2 separate regions of the Homo sapiens genome follow, and region 1 is linked to region 2. A link is an interaction called in ENCODE POLR2A ChIA-PET data of the cell type or tissue named here. Cell type or tissue: HepG2. All regions are shown on one strand. Links, peaks and the distances in the headings refer to the core of each region. The heading gives the core; the rest is flanking DNA.

The links. Peaks named below come from ENCODE experiments on the same cell type or tissue, not always from the same donor. Only the 100,000 strongest peaks of a DNase experiment are listed, where the experiment ranks them.
Region 1: POLR2A ChIA-PET joins it to region 2 with 5 read pairs; 2 of 35 experiments call an interaction of 5 or more read pairs at or near these places.

What each region holds. Positions count from the first base shown.
Region 1 is chr16:87,930,166-87,942,382 of GRCh38, forward strand. CA5A (carbonic anhydrase 5A) reads right to left here and starts at 6,364. Exons shown (of 7, transcript NM_001739.2): 1 at 6,144-6,364. The coding sequence starts at 6,285. In HepG2, for the core only: no CTCF peak of the experiment used is centred there; a DNase peak (open chromatin) is centred at 6,496; H3K4me3 peaks cover 3,434 bases.
Region 2 is chr16:88,498,069-88,510,285 of GRCh38, forward strand. All of the region lies in intron 3 of ZFPM1 (zinc finger protein, FOG family member 1), which reads left to right. It also overlaps LOC107984890. Among named protein-coding and RNA genes, the nearest start is that of ZFPM1-AS1, 27 kb to the right of the region's middle. RefSeq lists enhancers at 10,365-10,870, 11,881-12,217. In HepG2, for the core only: a CTCF peak has its summit at 7,589 (motif pointing left); DNase peaks (open chromatin) are centred at 6,183, 6,993, 7,473 and 10,653; H3K4me3 peaks cover 323 bases.

The DNA of each region.
Region 1 (12,217 bases), core at 2,720-10,719, 570 kb before region 2:
GTTGGTCATTTTTCTGGCCCGTGCATTCCCGTGCTCCGACAGCATCTGGCACTATGAATGTTTGTTGAATGAATAATCCCTAGTGTGGATTAACTGCCCCTGCCCCTTACAGGTGGGAAAGCAGAGGGCCGGGGGCTGGAGTCACTTTTCCAAGACATCCAGCAAGCTCGCTGCAGTCTGAACTGAGATCCTGGCCTCTGGGAGTCTCTGCTAGAGCTTCTGGCTGCTCCAGGCTGGTGTCCAGGTCTCCAGAGTGTTCCTCTGTTCTTTGTAGACCAGTGGCAAGGACCTCCCCCCTCCGGACCCTTCCCCAGTGGAACCTGAGGCCTGAATCCCATCAACATCAGACCCAGGCGCCTGGCTTCCCTATTAAAGTGGACGTGTTGTGAGGGCAGAGGATGCTGACGAGTAAAGCTGCTGTGGGCAACGGGCCCTCCCTGTCAGGCTGGGTGGGGAGGAGAGAGCGGTGGGGACTGCGGCGTGGGGACAGCACAGGGTGGTTCTGAGAGGGGCTGCTGCTACCCCACTGGGCAGGAGAGGGAGCCCTCTGCTGCCAGATCTTTGGATCTATTTTTTTTTTTTTTTTCTTTTTTGAGACAGAGTCTCCTTCTGTGGCCCAGGCTGGAGTGCAGTGACGCGATCTCAGCTCACTGCAAGCTCCAACTCCCTGGTTCAGGCGATTCTCCTGCCTCAGCCTCCCAAGTAGCTGGGGTTACAGGCATGTGCCACCACGCCTGGGGAATTTTTGTATTTTTAGTAGAGACGGGGTTTCACCGTGTTGGCTAGGATGGTCTCGATCTCCTGACCTTGTGATCTGCCTGCCTCGGCCTCCCAAAGTGCTGGGATTATAGGCGTGAGCCACTGCGCCCAGCCTGGATTTTTAAAGAGAAGATAGAAATACAGATGTTCAGGTAGGGTGTCCCAACGTTCAGGTGTTGTCAAGTAATTTTTTTTTTTTTTTTTTGAGATTGAGTCTCACTCTGTTGCCAGGGCTGGAGTGCAGTGGCGTAATCTCAGTTCACTGCAACCTCCGCCTCCCGGGTTCAAGTGATTCTCCTGCCTCAGTCTCCCGAGTAGCTGGGATTACAGGTGCCTACCACCACGCCCGGCTACTTTTTGTATTTTTAGTAGAGACGGGGTTTCACCATGTTGGCCAGGCTGTTCTCGAACTCCTGACTTCGGGTGATCCACCTGCCTCGGCCTCCCAAAGTGCTGGGATTACAGGCATAAACCACTGTGCCTGACCTTGCCAAGTAATTTTTTAAGTTTTACACATTGTGCAGTGGGGAAGACACATCTGTGGGCCAAAACCCTGGCGGCTCTCCCCACTCACTCTCCGAGTTACCTGGCATATTATTTACCACCTTCTCCCAGTCTCAGTTTCTATATCTGCAGGAAGGAGAATAAGGGAGTAGAATCACAGCAGCTTTGCTGAGAAGATAAGCTCGCTGGCGCTGGGGAAGGCCTGGAGTGCCTTCCCACGCATGATAGACGGGGAGGATGCATTTCCCTGCCCCTGCCTTACAGCCCAGCACAACCCTGCGGTCACACACAGAACTCGCTAAGTGCCGGAAAGCAGTGACTAAGCCGGCGCTGGGAAACAGTGGGCCCTGCGGCATCCTGCAGATGCGTTCTGTTCTCTCTCACGCGATAGACAACTATGGACGCGGGAGCCGGCGGCCACAACAGGGGCCTCTGTCTGTGTGTCCTTTGTCCCAGCATCTGCTTTAATTCAGAACGACACCAGCAGCCCTGAACTTCCATTGACTGTTCTCTCCAAAGAGCCTCTCTGAGGCTGGGCGTGGTCGTGCCTGCCTGTAATCCCAGCTACTCAACTACTTGGGAGGCTGAGGCAGGAGAATCACTTGAACTCAGGAGGTGGAGGTTGCAGTGAGCTGAGATTGCGCTATTGCACGCCAGCCTGAGCAACAAGAGGCAGACTCCGTCTAAGAAAAAAAAAAGCCCCTTTGAGGCCTCACAAATCTCCCTTGCATCCAACGGGAAGCAGGATTGAGTGCACTCTACCCCCCCTCCCACGGCCGCTGCCTCCAGTCCTACCTGCCGGGCAAGGGGCATTTAACATGGCTACACAGACCTGAATGTAGACAGAACCCTAAAGCCACTGATGCCACAGAGGAGGTGCTCATCTAGACCAGAGACGCAGGCTTCCCTGGCTCACAGAGACACAGGTTGTGGGAAGAGCGGGTAATTTTAGGTTCTGTTTGCTGAGCTGCACCAACGGGCCCACCAACAATGAAACACCCGCATTGAACTCAGCGTGTGTCACCCAACAAAAGGGCTCATTGCCACCTGCACGGAGGCGACGCCACCTGGATGCTGAATAGGCTTCCAATCTCCACACAGCCGACCCTGGTGCCCAGCAACGTAGGTTCTGTGCTAATTCCAGTAGGGCTCCAATGGGAGGCAATACAAATGTTATCCTCTTTTTCAATCAGTCAACAAATATTTACAGAGCTGCTCCTATGGGTCAAGCCCTGGCCCAGGTGCAGGGGACATGGAATCAAAGACGCCAAGTCCCCTGCCCCAGGAGGCCAGTATTTGCCCCTAATTCACACGGGCGCAGTCTGGAAGGAGACCCCATCTCCCCGATGCATTCTCAGTCTCCAGGTTTGATGGTGGTTCAGCAAATCTCAAATTCCTTCCCCCTTGACCTCCATGGGAGGAGCTATCCCCTCCCCCATTGTCACTAGGCTTGGCCACCTGGTGACCTGCTTTGACCACTGGGACATTAGCAGACATGACGTGAGCAGTAGCTTGGAATACATGGGCACCGCTGGCCTCGCCCTGTGAGTGCCTGCCCTCCGCCGTGAGAAGAACAGGCCTCAGGTGGCTGCGAAGGGAGGATGAGAGATGCAGTGAGCAGGCCTGCACCCACCCAGAGTGGGGAGCCCAGCCCAACCACGGTCAGCCCGGGGGGAGCCAAATGCAAGAAGACTCACACACACCTGAGCAGGAAATAGCCAGTAAAATGTCCAAAAATGTGCAGCAGTGTGCTGGTTGAGGTTTAATAAGCCGTTCTCCCAGGAATTTAGAATCTTTGATTTCTAGGGTTTGCCAATGACTGTGGTGTAAATACTTTCACCATGGCCAATTTTAAGTTACCAACGTAACGTTGCTGATCACACACTTAGGAACAGATGGGCACTGCCAGTGCACACCCTGAAACATGACTAGAAAACATTAAATGATCCCTAAAATTATTTTTTCTTAGACAGGGTCCTGCTGTGTAGCCCAGGCTGGAGTGCAGTGGCCTGATCAGGGCTCACTGCAGCCTGAAATTCCTGGGGTCAGTGATCCTCCTGCCTCAGCCTCCCAAGTAGCTGGGATGATAGGTGTGTGCCACCATGTCCAGTTAATTTTTTAATTTTTTTTTTTTTTTAGAGATGGGTTCTTGCTATGTTGCCCAGGCTGATCTTGAACTCCTGTGCTTGAGCTGTCCTCCCACATCAGCCTCCCAAAACAGTGCTGGGATTACAGGTGTGAGCCCCCATGCCTGGTTCTAAAATTATCACTGAGCGTTTTGTAACTCTTTGACTTTTCTCTCAAGGCCAAACCACCAGTGATTTTTCAATAATTTTTAGTAACAATATTCTTTTTCCAAGTGAAATAATCTTCAGAATGCCCATAAATAAAACACCGACATAGAAGGATGAATTCCTTATGATGTTCCAATCTTCTCTGCTTGGCAGAATATTCTGCTCTTTGTGGAACTCTGAAATGATTTGGCAGAGCCCTCTGTTCACTGGGAACAGGTTGAGGACCATGGTGTAAATGGATTTAGGTGCCGATACAGAATATGACTCTCTCTAGCACACGATGTAAGAGGACATGTTGCCACAGTAAGAAATGGAATGCTACCTGCTGCCCACTGACAGGGAAATGCTTAAATAGACACAGGGCACCCACCGCTGCCTGTGTTAGCAACAGCAGCAGCTGGCGTCTAGCAAGGGCTTCCTGGAGCCATGTGCTGTCCCCAGCCTTTGCAGGCCCCACCTCGGACCCTTCTCCCAACGACACTGTGCCGTAAGCACCATTATCAACCCCCTGTTACAGACGACAAAACCAAGGCTGGGGGAAGTTAAGAAAGTCACAGAGGGGACAGCTGGGCGTGGTGGCTCACGCCTGCAATCCCAGCACTTTGGGAGGCTGAGGCGGGCAGATCACCTGAGGCTGGGAGTTCAAGACCACCCTGAGCAACATGGAGAATCCCTGTATCTACTAAAAATACAAAATTAGCCGGATGTGGTGGCGCATGCCTGTAATTCCAGCTACTCGGGAGGCTGAGGCAGGAGAATTGCTTGAACCTGGGAGGTGGGGGTTGCGGTGAGCTGGAGATCGCACCACTGCGCTCCAGCCTGGGCAACAAGACAGAAATTAGTCTCAAAAAATAAAGGAAAGTCACAGAGGGGCAACAGCCATAGAGCAGTGGGGCCAAGATTCCAATCTAGGCAGGCTAGCGCTCTTGACGGTCGTACTAAGAATAAAAAAGGGGGGTGGGTGCAGTGGCTCACGCCTGTAATCCCAGCACTTTAGGAGGCCGAGGCAGGTAGACCACCTGAGGTCGGGAGTTTGAGACCAGCCTGGCCAACATGGCGAAATCCTATCTCTACTAAAAATACAGAAATTAGTTGGGCGTGGTGGCACACGCCTGTAGTCCCAGCTACTTGGGAGGCTGAGTCAAGAGGATCGCTTGAACCCAGGAGGCAGAGGCTGCAGTGAGCCGAGATCGCACCACTGCACTCCAGTCCACAGGTGTGGACCCCAACAGGAGGAATGAGTGTAGCTCACTCAGAGTCTGGGGTGGGCCAGGCTTTCTACACGCATCGTGTCATCCTTCCATGGCCCTGGAGAGAAAGTCTGGCCACCCCCATCTCGAGATAAGGACACAGAGGCTTGGGGGTGAAGACCTGCCGAGGCTCCACCTCAGCAAGCGTCAGTCGGACTGCATGCCTGGGGTCTGGCTCCTAAGCCCATGCTCTTTCAATGGCCCAAACATGGAATGCATGGAAGATTTCAGTTAGAAGAGAACTTGGCAGCTGCCAAAGCAGGCTCTCATTCTACGGAGGAAGCACCTGAGACCCAGAAAGAGGAAGGGCCTCGTTCAAGGTCACAAGGCACTGACCATGAAGCCAGGAGGGGCTGGCACGGGGCAGTTTCTTGGCAGAGCTGGCTGAGTGGTTTATTTGTTACAGGTTTGCTTGAAAGCGTTCTCTGCCGAAGAGTTTAGGAGCGATCGTGACTGGTTAGTGCAGCCCATTCCGCCGGGTCTGGATGGTGAGTCGTGCCAGTGTGTCCCGTGCGAACACGGACTACCCGCCTGCTCCCAGCATCTTGCCCTCCCCAGGACCCCTGAAACGGAGGCTAAATGATTCACCCAAGGTCACCAAATACAAGAGAAACGGAGTGTGGCCAGGCGCGGTGGCTCACGCCTGTAATCCTAGCACTTTGGGAGGCCAAGGTGGGTGGATCACCTGAGGTCAGGAGTTCGAGACCAGCCTGGCCAACATGGTGAAACCCCATCTCTACCAAAATACAAAAAATTAGCTGGGTGCAGTGGCGGGTGCCTGTAGTCCCAGTTACTTTGGAGGCTGAGGCAGGAGAATCACTTGAACCTGGAGGGCAGAGGTTGCAGTGAGCCGAGATCATGCCATTGCACTCTAGCCTGGGCAAAAGAGCAAAACTTCATCAAAAAAAGAAAAAAGAGGGCCGGGCGCCGTGGCTGATGCCTGCAATCCCAGCACTTTGGGAGGCTGAGACAGGCGGATCGCGAGGTTAGGAGTTCGAGACCAACCTGGCTAACACAGTGAAACCCTGTCTCTACTAAAAATACGAAAAATTAGCCAGGAGTGGTGGCATGCACCTATAGTCCCAGCTACTCAGGAAGCTGAGGCAGGAGAATCGCTTGAACCCGGGAAGTGGAGGTTGTGGTGAGCTGAGATCACGCCACTGTACTCCAGCCTGGGCCACAGAGCGAGACGCCATCTTAAAAAAAAAAAAAAAAAAACGGAGTGGAAATCTGAACCCATCTGGCTCGGGACGGTCTCTCCTCTCTCCTCTCGAAAGACCCCATCAGCTAAGACAAGGATCCAGTCGCATCTTAGGAAATTTGAGGCTCTACTTACAAGTGTTATTGCTGGTTTGCCATGCACAGGAACGCTGAGAACACCATCGCCCTGGCCTCATCGAACGACTCCAGAGAGGGGCCCACATCTGCTCAACCAAGAAGGAGAAAGCTGAGGTCTTCCAAGTGTTCCTCCCCAACATCTTGGGTCTGTTCCCACTGACTCCAGTCTGAAGAGGGTGATGTTCCCTGCTGTCTGTTCTCACTTTGATCAGGACCACTGTGGACTGGCGTGTACCCACCTCTTTTTGTAGAAACTCATCCCAACCCCTGAGCCTAATGGTTAAAGTTCAACCCATGCCTTTCCCAACAGGGTGGGTCCACAGGGATTAGTGGCCTCTGCTGGGGACAGGCCACTCAGGTCACTGGGCTTTGATCTGGCAAACAGGAGCACAAGTCTGCCAGGGAGCTAGAAAAACTGTACGGTGGGGCTGCGTGAGCACCAGGGGATTACGCGGGAGGCGGGGGCGAGTGGATGAGAGCAGAGTCCCTGTTTCTTTCATGGGGTTGACCGTGTGGTTTGGGGCTCCGGGACACTCAATACCAGGCACAAAGCCATGGTGTGCATGTGAGGAGGGACTGGCAGGCAGGCTCAGAAGTACAGGAATGGGACTGGCCAAAGCGCTGCTGGGTAGACAGGCCAGGGGAGCAGGGAGCTTCTGTCCACCCACCAGGGCTCCTGAAGTCATGGAGTCCTTGCTTGCCTTAAAATAGGTGCGATTTGATTCATTCATCCTCCCCGGAAGCAAGATGCCCTGTGGCTTCGGACACTTCCAGGTCATGCCTGCTGTCTTGGCATAAACATTAACAGGGCCACCTTTCTTTCTTTCCTTTTCTTTTTTTTTTTAGACAGAGTTTCACTTCTGTTGCCCAGGCTAGAGTGCAATGGCGTGATCTCGGCTCACTGCTACCTCTGCCTCCCAGGTTCAAGCAATTCTCCTGCCTCAGCCTCCTGAGTAGCTGGGATTACAGGCGCCCACCACCATGCCCAGCTAATTTTTTGTATTTTTAGTAGAGATGGGGTTTCACCACGTTGGCCAGGCTGGTGTTGAACTCCTGACCTCAGGTGATCTGCCTGCCTCGGCCTCCCAAAGTGCTGGGATTACAAGTGTGAGCCACTACGCCCAGCCTCTTTTCTTCGTTTCTTTTCTTTTCTTTCTTTCTTTTTTTGAGATGGAGTCTCGCTCTGTTGCCCAGGCTGGAGTGCAATGGCGTGATCCTGCCTCACTGCAACCTTTGCCTCCCAGGTTTAAGCAATTCTCCTGTCTCAGCCTCCTGAGTAGCTGGGATTATAGGCACACACCACCACAACGGCCAATTTTTTGTATTTTTAGTAGAGACGGGGTTTCACTGTGTTCCCCAAGCTGGTCTCGAACTCCTGAGCTCAGGCAATCCACCCACCTCGGCCTCCTAAAGTGCTAGGATTACAGGCATGAGCCACTGCGTCCAGCCTCTTTTCTTTTCTTTCTTTCTTTCTTTCTTTCTTTCTTTCTTTTTTTTTTTTTTTTTGAGGTGAGGTCTTGCTCTGTCACCCAAGGTGGAGTGCGGTGGTGCCATCATGGCTCACTGCAGTCTCAATCACCCAGGCTCAAGTGATCCTCCCTCCTCAGCCTCCCAAGTAGCTGGGACTATAGGTGCATGCCATTATGTCCAGCTAATTTTAAAAATTATTTGTAGAGGCAGGTTCTCGCCATGTTGCCCAGGCTGGTCTTGAACTCCTGGGCTCAAGCAATCCTCCCAGAGTGGCCTCCCAAAGTGCTCGGATTACAGGCATGAGCCACTGCCCCTGGCCTGGTACCTCCCTTCATGCCCAGGGTCCACATGGGTATGTTAGCTGGTCACTCTAGCCAGGCAGCTGGTGATATTTGCAGACGCCAACCCACAAAGAACCTTCCTTTGGGTCCTTTGAGCGGCACAGCAGTTTATTCACCCAGACACCTTTTACCTGTGAAATGGAACCCATGGGATTGGGATGCACCAGTTTGTGACTTCTTGTTGTTGTTTAAACTTACAATCTTTTAGGGGGCAGGGCTATCATAACTTTTCATAGAATCCTGGAATCTTAGATCTAGAAAACCCTACAGAACACAGGTGTTGAAATGCGAGTCCACTTGTAGGCTCCTGAAAGCCCAAGAATCCCACTGAAATCCCCCACACAATGGATAGGGTCTGCGGCTTTCGGCCACTGCTCTGGTGGGCCCAAGAGTTTGCTTGCATTTGTTTTGAGCAACAAAAACCAAGTCTGGATGATATGTTCTCTCCTTCCCACACAGTCATGGTGGAAATGCACCCACTCTTGGGAAGTCTGATTCATTGTCATTCATTCATTGACCCACTCACTCATTCATTGACTCACTCACTCACTCATTGACTCACTCACTCATTCACTCACTCACTCATTCATTCACTCACTCATTCATTCTCTCACTCAGTCAATCATTCATTCACTCATTCATTCATTCATTCACTCACTCATTCACTCACTTATTCATTCACTCACTCATTCACTCATTCACTCATTCATTCACTCATTCACTCATTCATTCATTCACTCATTAATTCATTGGCTTTTGCCTCCATTTCCTCATCTGTAAAGTAGGGAAGATTCTAGGATTCCATCATACACGATAACACTCTGTCGAGCTGTTGTTGACACAAGTGATGTCCTTAGAGCGGCACTTTCATTGCTGCAGGCCAAGCTCCCACCCCAGGCATTGCCAGCCCCATGTGAGCAGGGGCATCTCCTGAGTACACTCACCTGGGCAGCCGATGATGCCCCACAGGCTCCTGGGGCATGTCCTCTGCCATCCTCAGCCGTCCTGCCCTCTTCAGCCTGCCCAGTTTAGGTTGACTGCGTTGCAGCAGTACCCGTGGGCTGGGGGTCTCCCTGTCTTCCTCATCTCCCTGCTGCCCCATGGCAGGACTCTGCTTTACTTACAAAATATCACCAGCCCCAGTGTATTAATCAGGGTTCTCCAGAGAGACAGAACCAATGGGATAGACAAACAGATAGATAGATTAGAGAAAGAGAGAGAGAAAGAGATGATAGATAGATAGATAGATGATAGATTAGAGAGAGATGATAGCTAGATAGGTAGACAGATGACAGACAATAGATAGGTAGATAGATAGGTAGATAGATGGTAGATAATGGATAGATGAAGAAAGATGATTGGTAGGTAGATAGATGGTAGGTAGATGAGAGCTAGATGATAGATGACAGGTAGACATGTTACCAGATGGAAAGTCTTAACTTCGAGTTGTCCAGGTTCTTGGTGTGTTAAAGAATTGAGCAAAACACACAAACAAAGCAAGAAAAGAACAAGCAAGTGGCTCAAGAACCCTGATTACCATGTTCTTCAGGGTTTTTATTAAGCTAAAAGAATTTGGTAACACCCCCAGGTGCCCTTTAGAGGGCTCCAATTGGTTACATCCTATGAAGGATTGGCCCCTGACCAATCAGAGGCAGAAGTGGAGGCTTCTGTTCTGTTACCGCAGTAGTGAGACTGTGGCCCGTGTGCCGCCCAATCTTGCCTGGAACCGGCTGCTCCTGCTGCTCTTTTGCTTCTGCCTTAAACCTGGGTTACCCTCATTCCCTATTCTCCCGCCTCAGGTAGGTGATAGATAGAAATAAAGAGATAAATGATAGGTAGATCGATAGATAGATAGATAGATAGATAGATAGATGAATGAGAGGACATTAATTAGGGGAATTGGCCCATATGACTATGGAGGCTGAGAAGTTCCAGGACAGGCCACTGCAAGCTGGAGACCCTGGGGTGCTGGTAGCATGGCTCAGTCCAAGTCCGAAGGCCTCAGAACCAGGGAAGCTGAGGGTGTAACTCTCAGTCCAAGGCCAAAGGCCTGAGAACCCTGGGGCAGAGGGTGGCATTGGTGTAAGTCCTGGAGTCCCATGGCCGGGGAGCTGGGCGTTGTCCAAGGGAAGGAGAGGAAGCGCACGCCCCAGTCCGGCAGATGGACAGACACATTCACCTTTTCTCTGTTTTTGTTCTCTCTGGGTCCCAGCAGATTGGATGGTGCCACCCACATCCAGGTGGAACAGGAATTAAAACAAATTAAAGAATATGTAAGCAGAAACTCAGTTGTATGTAAGAAAACCCAATTCCCCCTGAGAAAGAGAAAGTGCTGAAGTCCTTTAAAATTAACTGCCTGTTTTTCTGTGGCTAGTGAGCCTTCTCTCTCCCTTTCCCAGGCATTGCGAAGACCCTGTTTCTCTAGCCGTGCAGCTGCAAGGTCATAAACAGATAAACTCAAGTCGCAACGCATGTTTTTCCTTGAAAAGTAAGAAATGATGTAACGCATGTCTCAATTAATTGAATAACTGTCTTTGTTTCTCGCTTCTGCAACGTGCTTCCCCCTACACAGATCTCCCTCCACCCCACGAAATGCTTAAAAGGTAACTTAAGCTCTTTGTTCAGGGCTCAGTCCTTTGGATGTTAATCCGACTGGGCCGGTGCACCTAAATAATAAATATCTTTTTTTTTTTTTTTTTTTTTTTTTTTTTGAGACGGAGTCTCACTCTTTCGCCCAAGCTGGACTGCAGTGGCGCTATCCCGGCTCACTGCAAGCTCCGCCTCTTGGGTTCATGCCATTCTCCTGCCTCAGCCTCCCGAGTAGCTGGGATTACAGGCGCCCGCCACCATGCTCGGCTAATTTTTTGTATTTTTAGTAGAGACGGGGTTTCACCATGTCGGCCATGATGGTCTCGATCTCCTGACCTCGTGATCCGCCCGCCTCGGCCTCCCAAAGTGCTGGGATTACAGGTGTGAGCCACCGTGCCCGGCCGGTTAGCAGTTTCTTATGGTTCTTTTTGGGAATTTCCATATCAGAAATCTCTTACATATGTATTCTCTTTTTAAATACAGGAAATAATTATGTATAGAGGATATGTACTTATAGAAACACATATATATGCCACCTACTAATTTATCCGGAATAATTTTTATATCAGTGTATATAGCTCTTCCCTTCTTTTAAAGAAATAACTACAAAATATTCCACTGACATATTACCATAATTTATTAAATTACCTCTCTTATAGATGGTGTACATAGCTCTTCTTTTAAAGAAATAACTACAGAATGTTCCACTAAAATAAGTACCAGCTGGGTGTGGTGGCTCACGCTTGTAATCCCAGCACTTTGGGAGGCCAAGACGGGTGGATCACTTGAGGTCAGGTGTTCAAGACCAGCCTGGCCAACATGGTGAAACCCCCGTCTCTACTAAAAATAGAAGAATGAGCCGGGTGTGGTGGCGCACGCCTGTAATCCCAGCTACTTGGAAGGCTGAGGCAGGAGAATCACTTGAGCCTGGGAGGCAGAGGTTGCAGTGAACTGAGATCGTGCCACTGCACTCCAGCCAGGGTGACAGAGCAAGACTCTGTCTCAAAAAAATAAAAATAAAAATAAATATATATATATCTCATAATTTATTAAATTAATTATCTTACAGTGTTTTTCCTTTTTTTTTTTTTTTTGAGACAGTCTTGTTCTGTCGCCCAGGCTGGAGTATAGTGGTGCGATCTAGGCTCACTGCAACCTCGGCCTCCCAGGCTCAAGTGATTCTCCTGCCTCAGTCTCCCAAGTAGCTGGGATTACAGGCATTGCCCACCATACCTGGCTCATTTTTGTATTTTTGGTAGAGATGGGGTTTCACCATGTTGCCCAGGCTGGTCTCGAACCCCTAGCCTCAAGTGATCTGCCCGCCTCGGCCTCCCAAAGTGCTGGGATTGCAGGTGTGAGCCATTGTGCCAAGCTGTTTTTCTAGTTTTTATGGTTTTTTTTTTTTTGGTCTTATAATTAACATTGCACTTGGCCAGGTGCAGTGGCTCACGCCTGTAATCCCAGCCCTTTGGGAGGCTGAGGCAGGCGGATCACCTGAGTTTGGGAGTTCGAGATCAACCTGACCAACACGGCGAAAACCCGTCTCTACTAAAAATACAAAAATTAGCCGGGCGCAGTGGTGGCACCTGTAATCTCAGCTACTCGGGAGGTTGAGACATTAGAATAGCTTGAACCCGGGAGGCGGAGGTTGCAGTGAGCCGAGATTGCACCA
Region 2 (12,217 bases), core at 2,928-10,927:
GCGGAGGAGGGGGCCCTGGCGGATGGCAGGGGTCAGCCTGGGGTCAGCTCCAGAGACCAGACCCAGTGCTGGGTCAGGAGCCACCTCCTCTGGCTGTCCTGGGGAACACGGACCCACCTGGGGGGTCCCCAGAGGGAGCCTCAGACCCCGCCCCACTTCACAGCTGGGCAGAGGGGGCCCTGGGGAGCCCGAGACAGAACCCGAGGAGGGGCTGTGTGTCTCGCAGCCACGCCCCTTCCCCGGAGGTTTGCTGAGCACTTTGGGGCCAGGCGCATATCAGGTGCTGGATAGACAGGGATGGGCCTGCCCTGGACGTGTATGGTGGAGGGACACGGGCCCTGGAACCAGAAAGAACATGGGTGTCCTGCCCGGGAGCAGTTAAGAGAAGGAGGTGGCATGTTCATTCAACCAGCGTGTGTATGAGGGACGTGCTCAGGCCAGCATAGCCCAGGCCCTCCGGGATCTGCTCCTTGGTGAGGGAGACACCCCAAATCATGACGAGGTAGGAACCCCACATGTCCGAGGGGCAGGCAGAGCCGGCCTCGCTGAGCCGACGTTTGAGTTCCAAATGAACGAGGGGCGTCTGGAAACGGTGTCCCAGGCCGAGGGCGCAGTCCCGGAGCCGGGGGCACCCCTCTAATCTGGAGTGATCGCAGGGGTGAGGCAGCAGTCAGCTCAGAGCCTGAGGCCCCATCACATTGGGCCTGCGGCTGCAGAGGGTGGTTATCTTGGAAACTGAGTTCAGAGGTCGCAGGCTCTGGCTGGCCTGACCCTGGGTCGTTGGCGTGGACACCTTGGCTGCCCCTGGCCCTGAGCCTTCCCATGACACCCTTCCCTCCCCTCTCCCAAGCACTGGCCCCAGGCCTGGGTGGGGGCTGCACCCGGGTCCTGCCTGCACCACCAGACCCCAGGCCTGCCTCTCCACGCAAGGCCCTGTGGGCGGAGCCCCTGGACAGGGTTGAGCTTGGGGCCAGAGCCATCTGCAGCCCCCGAGGCCGGCTCCCCTTCCTTCATCCCCAGCTCCCCAACGGCCCCCGTGGCTCCCCCATGACCAGGCTGCCGGCACCCTGGGGCCTGGCTGACCTCCCGCACCCACCCCAGCCCTGGCCATACAGAAGCCGCCTCCTGAACCTGGCCCTGACTTCAGCCTCCACCCCGGGAAAGTCACCTGGGCCTCGAAGTCCCGAAATCGCAGGCAGAGCCGGCACTCACTCACTCCCTTGTACTTCCATTTATTGAGCACAAGCTATGTGCCAGCCCTGTGATAGACAGGGGGATGCAGCGTGAGGAAAACAGACCTCCTCCAGAGCAGCCGCGGAGGAGAAGAGAGCAGTCGTGGGGGCCGCGCAGCGGGTGGGAGACGCAGGCCAGGGCAGAGGAAGCCGGGTACAGAGGCCTGGGGTGGGGCCGGCCCAGCTGACTTTGGGAGCAGCGAAGGGGCCAGGGGGCAGGCAGGACCGCGCACGTGGACAGGGCGGAGCCTGGTGCCTAGCAGGCTGGACACGGAGCAGGTCTGCGTGCAGTGTGGGGGACCCCACCTGGGTGGCCCCTGAATCCCGCTGGCTGGGTGGAGGACGGCTCAGGGGCAGACAGAGGGAGATCTGAGAAAGGGCTTGGCTGAAGTGGGCAGTGTCCCCATTCACAGATGGGAAACTGAGGCCAGGAGAGGTGAGGTAGCCACCCCACCCCCATGCTGGGGAGGGGCCGAGTGGGCACAGAGCCCACAGGCCTGCCTCCCAGGGAAGGGCCCAGGCCCACCCATCCAGCCTCTCCGGGTCCAGCCCCCAAGTCCCGTGGGCTCCCCGGCCCCTCCTCGGCCCCATGCCAGCAGAGGGTGAGCGGACAGTGGATGCCCCATGAGGAGCGCAGCCGGAGCCCTGGGTCTCCAGCCATCCTGGTGGTTGGGGGGCGGGGGCCGGGCCTGGCTGCCTGCCGTGCTGCCCTCTGGCCTCACCACCTTCCGGGAGAGGCTATCTGTGGCCAGGGCAGCCTATCTCGGCCGCAGGCGCTAATCAAGCTGGCTTCCTCCTCCGCCCTCCCACCCGGCTTCCTGCCCCGGCCATCCCCCACCACCAGCCCCCACCCAGGCCCCGCCGTTGCCCTACCGGCCCCTCCCAGACATCTCGGGGGCAGGCCCACCAGAGTCACCTGGGCGAGCCCCTGGAGCCCCGGCTACTGCCCAGAAGCTTCCCTCCTTGCCCCTCCTGGGCCTGCCGCATGGCCGGGGACACAGCCAGCTCCCCCCATGAGCTGGTGGCCTCGTCAGGAAGACGGCCACAGGGCGCTCTTGGGAGGACCCTTGGGACAGTGGGCAGGCGCTGGGCAAGCCACAAGCGTGTCGCTGGCAGCTGCTGCCCCAGCTGCCCTTGTTCCCACCACTACACCCGTGTCACCACCAGCGTGGGCACCGTGACTGTCACTAGCACAGAAACAGCGCTATTAGAGAGTGCTGCTGCTGGCCTGGCCGCTGTCACCTTGCTGGTGCTGTCGCTGTCACTCTGGGTCATTCTGTCACCTTGCTAGGACTGTTGCTGCCAGCAGTGCTGTTGCCGTTACTGGCACCAACCCTCCCGCTGGCACAACGGCAGACTCAGCTTCCAGGTGTCACCTCTCTCACCGCAGACCTGGGGCCTGTTGTGCCCTGTTCTGGGCTCAGGGTCCTCATCTGTGAGACGTGGACAGGACAGTTCAGGCTCCCTGGGGCTGCTGGGGCAGGGCAGGGCCCACAGTTTCTCTTTCCCAGCAAGTCTGCGTGGTCAGCTCGGATCTTGGCCACCCTGGGCTGAGCCAGGTCCTGGGCACAGTGCTGGGTCCCTAGACGGCACCTCGGTGTCCTCACCTGACCGACAGGTACAGCGGGCCCTCCCTGTGGGGGTGCAGCCTTGGCTGGGGATATGTCAGGGTCTCTAAGGCTGGCCCCTCCCCACACTGGCCTGACTTCTCCACCTCCTCCTGCCCAGGAGGGAAACTGAGACACCACTGCTGGTGATGGAGGTAGCGGTCATGGATGCGGGGGCCCTCCCGCAGGTGCTGGTGATGATGGAGATAGCAGACATGGATGCGGGGGCCATCCCGCAGGTGCTGGTGATGATGGAGATAGCAGACATGGGTGCGGGGGCCCTCCCGCAGGTGCTGGTGATGATGGAGATAGCGGGTGTGGGTGCATGGGCTCTCCCGCAGGTACTGGTGATGATGGAGATAGTGGGCCTGGGTGCGGGGGCCCTCCCGCAGGTGCTGGTGATGATGGAGATAGCAGACATGGGTGCGGGGCCCTCCCGCAGGTGCTGGTGATGATGGAGATAGCAGACATGGGTGCGGGGCCCTCCCGCAGGTGCTGGTGATGATGGAGATAGCAGACATGGATGCGGGGGCCATCCCGCAGGTGCTGGTGATGATAGAGATAGCAGACATGGGTGCGTGGGCCCTCCCGCAGGTGCTGGTGATGATAGAGATAGCAGACATGGGTGCGTGGGCCATCCCGCAGGTGCTGGTGATGATGGAGATAGCGGGTGTGGGTGCATGGGCTCTCCCGCAGGTACTGGTGATGATGGAGATAGTGGGCCTGGGTGCGTGGGCCATCGCGCAGGTGCTGGTGATGATAGAGATAGCGGGTGTGGGTGCAGGGCCTCTCCCGCAGGTGCTCTTGATGATGGAGGTAACGGGTGTGGGTGCCGGGCCCTCCCGCTGGTGCTGATGATAATGGAGATAGCGGGCATGGGTGCAGGGCCCTGCCGCTGGTGCTGGTGATGGAGGTAGTGGGCGTGGGTGCAGGGCCCTCCTGCCACTGCTGTTTGCCATGGGATCAACCCCAGCCCGCGAGGGGGCTCCTGGGCCGATGAGCAAACTGAGGCCCAGTGAGTTCACGTGGTTCATCCGAGGTGGAGACCAGGCCGGTGAGCCCTGACCTCCTGACCCCAGCCCTGCAAACGCCCCAACCCATGGTTTAACACTCCTAGTAGCTCCTCCACCCCCGACGCGGCTCCACCCGCCCCCCCCCATTTATTTATTTATTTATTTATTTATTTATTTATTTATTTATTTATCTCTCCTCCTTCTCTGCGTGTAACTTTTTATTTCCTCACTGCGCTTTTCCATTACAGCGGCCGTGGACGCAGCTGATAAGATCGGTCCCCGGAGATGGGACAAAGGGGCCGCCATCGGCTCGAGGGCTGGTCATATCCTGCCCGAAAGGGCCGAGCAGGGCCTGAGATGCGGCAAGATGCTATCTCGGGTTTATTGCGTCTCGTGAGGGTGCCTCCCACCCCGGCCCCCCGCCCTCTCCCGCCCTGCCCAGGGGCCCGGGCGCCGGGCACTCAGGACCCACCTCTGCCCCATAGGCCTGACGCCTCTGTGCTTGCCCCTCCATGTCCCCCAACCCCGTCCCTGTGCCCTGTGGGCCGCCCGGGGCCATGGACAGGGTCTTTGGCCCCAGGTTCCCATCTGGATCCACCCTGGAGTCACTGTAGGTCTTGGGCTTGTCCCCAGCCTCCCAGAGCCCCACTGTCCCTTCCCGTCCAGTGCTGCTGGAGGCAGTGGCCTTGGTGACCCCCCCTAGCCGAGGGTCCCCACCTCGCAGGTCGGAGCCACCCGGTCCGGGCTGCCCCAGCGCCAGCAGCTGCTGCTTCCCTTGACTCAGCAGTTGGCTCCTGGGAATTTATCCCAGAAAAATCATCCCGGCATGGGCGGGCTCAGGTCAGCATGTCAAAGATGGCAAGCCATTTATTTTTTTAAATTTTTGCTGTCTTGCCACGTTTCTTCCAGAGAAGGATGTTCTAAGGGCAGCAGAGGCCACGTGGATGCCCGTTTGTGGGTCTCTGCACACACGGTGGCCGGACGGCAGATCCGGGGCTGCCCTCAGAGCGCTCGCCACCCCCACCCGCCTTTAGCTGTCGTTCCTCCAACCCCACCAGCCATGAAGGCCCCTCAGGGCTGGAAGGCTGTGTGCGGTCTCTTCGGCAGGTGGGAGGTGGCAGGGGCGCTGCTCCGCGGGGCAGGGTGGGTGGATGAGCACGGCGCCCCTGGGACAGGAACCCCCACTGTAGCACAGTGCTTGATTCAGGGGCCAGTGGGGACCCCCGTGGGTCCTGAGCAGCGGCACAGGGGAGGGAGCTGTGTCTGGGGGGCCACGGTTCCTGAGTGGAGGGATCTGTGTCTGGGGAGGGGCCCACGGTTCCTGAGTGGAGGGATCTGTGTCTGGGGGGCCCACGGTTCCTGAGTGGAGGGATCTGTGTCTGGGGAGGGGCCCACGGTTCCTGAGTGGAGGGATCTGTGTCTGGGGGGCCCACGGTTCCTGAGTGGAGGGATCTGTGTCTGGGGGGCCACGGTTCCTGAGTGCAGGGATCTGTGTCTGGGGGGCCCACGGTTCCGGAGTGGAGGGATCTGTGTCTGGGGGGCCCACGGTTCCTGAGTGGAGGGATCTGTGTCTGGGGAGGGGCCGGCCTGTTCTGCCTCCAGGGCTCCTCCTGCTTCCTGGTCTTTCCCACCCTCTGCCTGGCCTGCATCTGACTCACAGCCAGCTGCCTCTCTGTGGAGCCAGGTCCTCTCTGACCTCGGTCTTCTCATCTGTGTTGGGGTGATCGGTGCCATGGCAGCACCCTCTGTGGCTTCCCATAAAATCACACGTGACTTTTAGAAGAGGAGACACATTCACAGTTCACGGAAGCACCTTCTGCCTCCGGGACTCACATGGGGCTGGGCTCACCCCGGGGCACAGGCCCTGTACCCCAGTTAGCGCCTCGGGCTGCCAGGCAGATCTTGGGCTCCCGAGGCCTCAGTCTCCCCCTGGTTAGCACCTCCTCTGTGGAGGTGACGAGCCTGAAGGGTCAGTGAGGGCTCAGGGCAGCAGCCTTTTCTGGAAGGGACTTTTCCATTCTTGGGGGTAGCAGTGTCCTGACACTCTCGGTGGGTACCAGCGTCCTCACCAGCACCTGCCTGGGTGTCCATGGCTGCCCTCAGTGGGGGTGGGTGCCTGCCAGGCTGGGTAGATGGTCTCGCCCAGGGCTGAGGCAGTACCCTGGGCCCTCACTCACCCTCTCCCATTTATGAAGCACAGACAGAGTCCCCAGGGGGCAAATGAACAGGCTGAGCAGGGACCTGGTAGGAAGAAAGGGCCCTCAGCGGCATCCAGACCCTGGAAAAACGGGGCAGAGGCCAGGGCGCCCAGGCCGATAGGACACAGATAAGGTAAAGAAAATATGTTCTGTGCAAACAGCTTATCTGACATCCTGTTTTCAGCCACCAATAGGACAAGGCAAGGCTGGGGAGAGCCAGGGACCCCCACCCCAGTTCTCAGGCCTCAGGGTCCCCAAAGACCAGACTACTAGGACCTGGAGGCAAATCAGCTCCCTCTCCCCACTTCCCAGGCGGGAAGACCAAGGCCCAGGACCCAGGGTGTTTAGCCTTCCAGAAGCCCAGAGAGGCCGCCAATCTCCCAGCTTGGAGGTGACATGAGGCTGTGGCTTTCAGACTCCTCAGCCCTGGCGAGGTGCCGCAGAGTGGCAGAGACACCGCCCAGGGTGCATGGAGAAAGAGCACCTCGCTGGGCCCCGTGCACAGACCCCTTAAGGGTACATGGAGGGACATGGCCCCCCTGTGTACCGTGGCGCTCTGCCTGCCAGTCCAGCTGCCCCAGACGGGGCCAAGGTAGTGGTGTCTGAGACCACAGTCCCCAGAGAGCACCATGGAAGGGGTTCAGACAGGCAAGACCTGGCTCCGAGCTGTCCTCAAGGCCTCTGAAAGGGCAGTTCTGGGCCTGAGCACTGCCCCACTGCCCCTGTGGGGCCAGGGCCTTGCCCTTTCCCTTAGAGACACCCCCTCCCCAGGACAGGCCACTGGGCCTGCAGGTGCGAGGGCCCCCAGGTCCCTGCAGGAGAGCTGGGCCCCACCCTGCCCTCCTTGCTATTCCCAGGCGGTCCCAGCTCTGCCATTAGCTGGGGCCAGGGTTCAGCCCGATAAAGATGGGCTGTTGTTCTGTGTCAAAAAATCAATAATTGCAGCGATGTTCCAGGCGATAGGAAGACAAGTTCACAGGCACCAGCTGGCGGGTGGGCGGGGCGAGGCTGGGGGCTGCAGCACCTGGGGCCGGCCCTTCCTGCCTCTCCCTCGCCCGGTGGCTGACGCAGCTGCTCTACAGTGGACGCCAGGCCCAGGCTTGGCCAAGCCAAGCCATGGCCCCTGAGCCTGCTGCTCCTTACTGCCCGTTTGTGGAAGGGCAGCCCAGAGCCAGCTAGGGCCTCGGCGAGGAGGCCAGTCCCTCCCCAGGGTCCTCTGGCTGGGTCTTCTCCCAGGCGGTGGTGCCCTCCTCCTCCAAACACAGGCACTCAGGTCCACGGTGTCCCAGTGCCTTGGGGACACAGCCGTTCAACAGCCGGCCCTGAGGGGCTGACAGTCCAGCAGGAAGACAGAGTTAATGAAATCAAGACCTCTGCCCCCTGGTGCCCTCAGGAGGTGGTGAGCACTCTGGGGACCTGGGAGGCAGGGAGGAGGTGGGAGGGGCCGGCATCGCCCTCCGCACGACGGCTTCCTGGGGTCCTGGCACGGTGCCATGTGGGCTGGCCCTGAGGCATCACCATACCTGGCATCTACCATTCCCTGGAGCCAGCACCCCCTGCCGTCAGCTCCCGGGAACGCAGCCCATGCCGCCTGTCTGCTGACCCCACCCAGGCCCCCTGCGATGTGGGTCCTGAGCACATCTTGGCAAGGAGACCACCGTGCTGGTGGGCGGGTGCTTGGAGGATGGGCACATAGGGCACGAGGCCCACCTCTAGCAGAGAGAGAGCCTCGGCAGGTGCAGCCGCCGGCAGGGCCCCCCCATGGGGCTTTCCAACCACGTGCTCACCCCAAGGACAGGCACCCCCCGCACCCCCAGCCCCCCACAGCCATCCACAGTGAGTGCAGGGTCTGAGGGTCTCAGGAAGGCAGGTTCTGTGGTTCGAAGCCCTTTGTTAACCTCTGGCCTGGGGTGAGAAGAAAACCCTCATCCAGGAGGCCTGGGGCTCTAGGCCAACCCCACCCTGGGCTCTCCACTGGCCTCCAGGGTGCTCTGAGGTTTGTGGCCCAGCAGAGGCCAGGCATCATGGCCAGGAGGCCAACAGGGGCCATGCCAGGCAGAAGGCAGAGGAGACCAGGGCAGGAGGTGGGGAGACCAGGGGCAGGGGCAGGGAGACCAGGGTAGGGTTGGGGGGCACCAGGGTCAGGGGGCAGGGAGACCAGGGCAGGGGTGGGGGGGCACCAGGGCAGGGGGACCAGGGTAGAGGAGCTGGAACCCTCCCAGGAGGTGATGGGCCTGGGGTCTTCTAGGGCAGGGCGCTGGGGGGCCTTAGGCAGGCCCCTCCTTTGTTTCCCCTCAGTGAAATAGACTCAGGTCTTGTGCTGGGGCTTAACTGCAATGCTGGGCACACAATAACACAGAATAATCCAGAAAGGACTGAATGGGGGCGGGCGGGCAGGGCAGGTTGTGCACTGAGTGTGCGTCCGCAGAGTGGTGGCCATCACTGGGTGTGCACGGGGCACAGCTCTGAGGAGCAGAGCCATTTCCCCAGTGTGGCCAGAGGGCCCAGACGTATGTGACATCTGGTTTTTCAACAGCAAAGCTGATCCATTTCTCTACCCATCCTGGGTGTGCAGCTCCCAGGCTCCTCTGCGCCTCTCCCAGACCCAGCCCTCCTGCAAGGACCTGGACCCTCTGAGGGGCGCTGGGGGGACCCAGGAGGAGGCAGGGTGGGAGCCCTCATCAGGCCCCCAGAAGCCAGGCTAATCTGCAGAGCCCTCGAGTGGCTTTGTCTCCAAGCTCTGGTGCATCCATGGCTCCCGTCACCCGCGTCTCATCCGCCTGCGGCTCCGTCTCCCTTCTCGCTAGCGCATGTCACGTTGTTCCTTCCATCTCGGCTGTCCCGAGTGCCACAGCCGGGGCCACTGCTGCGAGTGAGGGCTACGGTCCTGCTGGCCTTTCCAGGTGGCCTTCTGCCTGCTCCGCTCGGCGACTCCTATCTGTGAACGGGGAAGGGGCTTCACGGAGGGCCCACTACCCAAGGGGTGGGATTCACTGCAAGTGGGGGTATGGCCTGGGCTGCAGACATGGGTTTGCGATCAGAGGACCTGGGCTCGACTCTCCCATGCCACTTGCTGGCTGTGTAACCTCCGACGTGGCCCCCAGCTTCTCAGGCCTTGCTTTTCACAGACGAGAGCAGGAGAAACGGTCCCCATCATCCCCCGAGCTCTTGGCCTCACCCCCTCAGCACCATGTCCCCGCCTCCAGAGCTCAGAGATGGGAAGCTGAGGTCTGCCCAGAGGTGCCATGGCCATCAGTGACCCAGCCAGGGCTGGAGTCAAGCCTGGGTCCCTTTATGTTTCTTGACTTGGCATTCAGGTGTGGCTTGATCCAGGGAACACACTGACTGACTAGTGCCCCATGGCTCTGGTCTCCTGGTCCTAGACCTGGGCTGCCTGGGTGTGTCAGCCTTCTCCATGCCCTGGCAGGTTGGCTGGACGGGGTATGACTCAGAGGACGGTGCTCAGCCACTGTCCATAGCCTGGGTTGGGTCTTGTGGATTCTACAGGCCTGAGAACACCAGCCCCCATGGGAGATGCCATCCAGCTCCGGCAGATGTGGGCCTCGGGGAGAAGTGGCAGCCCTGAGGGGCCCGCATGGCTGTGGGAAAGGCCCCCTGCAGAGAGCCAGCTGCCCAGTGTACCCTGACCTCACCCATGCACCCAGGCATTCGGATGCTCACAAGGGACCCTTGTGAGGCCCCTCTGCAGATGGGCCCAGCCCCACAGCCCTCCTGGGAGGATACCCTTCCCCAGGCCATCCTGGGCTCCACTCGGGGGCCTCCAGCAGCCACTCCCTCCTCTGGGCCTTGGTTGCCCCATCTGTAAACAGGAACCTAAAAAGGGGATCACAGGAAGGGGCCCAGTGGGTCGAGGATGTGTGAAGAAGTTGCTGGTGGGCCGGGCACGGTGGCTCACACCTGTAATCCCAGCACTTGGGGAGGCTGAGGTGGGCAGATCATTTGAGGTCAGGAGTTCAAGACACGCCTGGCCAACATGGCGAAACCCCTTCTTTACTAAAAATACAAAAATTAACCGGGTGCGGTGGCGCGCACCTGTACTCCCAGCTACTCAGGAGGCTGAGATGGGAGAATCGCTTGAACCCGGGAGGCGGAGGCTGCAGTGAGCCGAGATTGCACCGCTGCACTCCAGGCTGGGTGACAGTGCAAGATTCTGTCTCAAAAAAAAAGAAAGAAAAGAAGTTGTTGGACCCCCAGCCTCGTCCCCCATGCATTTCTCACCAGGCTTGGGTTTGTTCCCAGCCAGATCTTGGGAGGATCACATGTGAAGGAGGCCATGACATCCACACAGGACCACCCTTTCTACTGCCCAAGAGGCTTCCGTGGCTGCAGAGCAGGCCACAGAGTCCAACCACAGGCCTTGGGCTCCACGTGGGTTCCCCTGGTCTCTCCTGGGCACAGGCCCATCCCGACGCTCACTCTGAACCTCTCCCAGATGTGGCCTTCGGTGCCTGCCGTGGGCCCTGGTTGGTGAATCCTGGGAACCAGGGCTCTGCCTCCCGTAGGTGGCTGCAGCACACAGAGCCAGGGCCTGCTACTGAGGCTGCAGAGGGGACACAGAGTTTGCGCGGAGGTCACGGGGTGGGGGAGGAGCTACTTAGCCTCCCCCCTCCCCTTCTGTCGCCTCTCTCTGTCCTGGGGCCTCAGCTGCCACCCAGATTACGGGCTTTTCCCCCCAGGAGGGTCTGACTTTGGAGCCGGTGACCTTGGGCAGGTCACCTCACCCCCTGTTAAATGGGCTCCAGGTCCTCAGGGGCCCCGCGGGGTTTGCCTGCGTGGGAACCAAGCACAGGTGATCAGCAAGCGAATCCGCACGCGGCGCGTCATCGTGGACAGAGGGGCCGGCTTGCCCCGCCCCACGCAGCTGACCCCTGGCCACCCCGGTCTGCCTCCCGTGTGACCCTGGGGAGCCGCTCGCCCCTCTGGCCTCGGTTTCTGTGTCTGTACAGGATGTGTTGGAAGCTGGTGTTCTCGGGGCCCACGTGGTCTGTGCACCAGCCTCACCGCCAGTCCGCTGACCCACAGAGGCTTCCAGAACCCCGTCAGCCTGGGGTTTTTCCTTCCCTCCCCCTCACTCCTTTTTCTTTCCTTTTTTGTGACTTTTATCAAAAGCAAACAGCATGATCCCTGAGACAGGGCCGCTCCCAACAAAGCTGGACCCAGCTGGCCTATGGGAGCCACAGGGCGGGGCCGGGCGGAGCGATGGGGCCGATTAGATAAGTGGGTGCTGGGGTGACCCCACGGTGGGCACCAACCACAGAGCCCACCATCTGGGGTGGCTGGACTTTGCACTCCCGAGACTACCAGCCATTAGGCACACAGGGAGGCTGGCCCCTGGAAGGCGGGAAGGCCAGCTGTGTGCAGGAGGGGCCCCGGTTCCCGGACGTCCGCAGACTCACAGGGTGACGCCTTCACCTGCCTCCTCAAGTCAGAGCTGTGAGCCAGCCTGCCAGGGCCAGGGCTCAGGTGGAGAAACAGGCCTGGGGAGGCGGGCGGCTGAGCAGAGTGGGTTCAGGAGCAGGTGGAGAAACAGGCCCAGGGAGGCGGGCGACTGAGCAGAGTGGGTTCAGGAGGCAGAAGACCCTGGGTGTAGCCTTGGATCCTCTGTCAGAGAGCAGCTTCAGGGTCTGGTCTCGGGAGCAACTGCCCTCCCTGCTATGTGACCCCCAGCTGCTTGCTGGAGTCTCTGGGCCTGTGGGATGGGAGCAGACGCTCCTCTACCGGCTTGCTGCCACACGCGCGTCACGGAGGGGGCCACGGTTCCTGCGCTGGGCACTGTTGGCCACGTTGTTGAGGGAGGCGACAGGGGCCTCTGGGGCCTCGGGGGCAGAGCCAGAGCCCAGGGGTGAAGGCCAAGTCCCAGGGGGCAGCCCTGGGCTGGGCCCCAGGCCTTAGGATGCCCACCTGGTGCAGCTTCTCAGCCCATCTGGGCAGCTAGGAGAGAGAGAATAGTGCTGGCTGCACCGGCAGACACACCCCCTAACCTCACGGCACGAGCCCGAGGGAACGTCATGCTGGCACCCCCTTCTCCATATGGGTAAACTGAGGCTCAGAGCACACACAACCGCTGGCAAGCTGGGCAGAGGCAGGACTTGGCCCCAGGCCTGTGGATTCCAAACCCCAGCTCTCCCTCCCCAGGCACCCCCAAA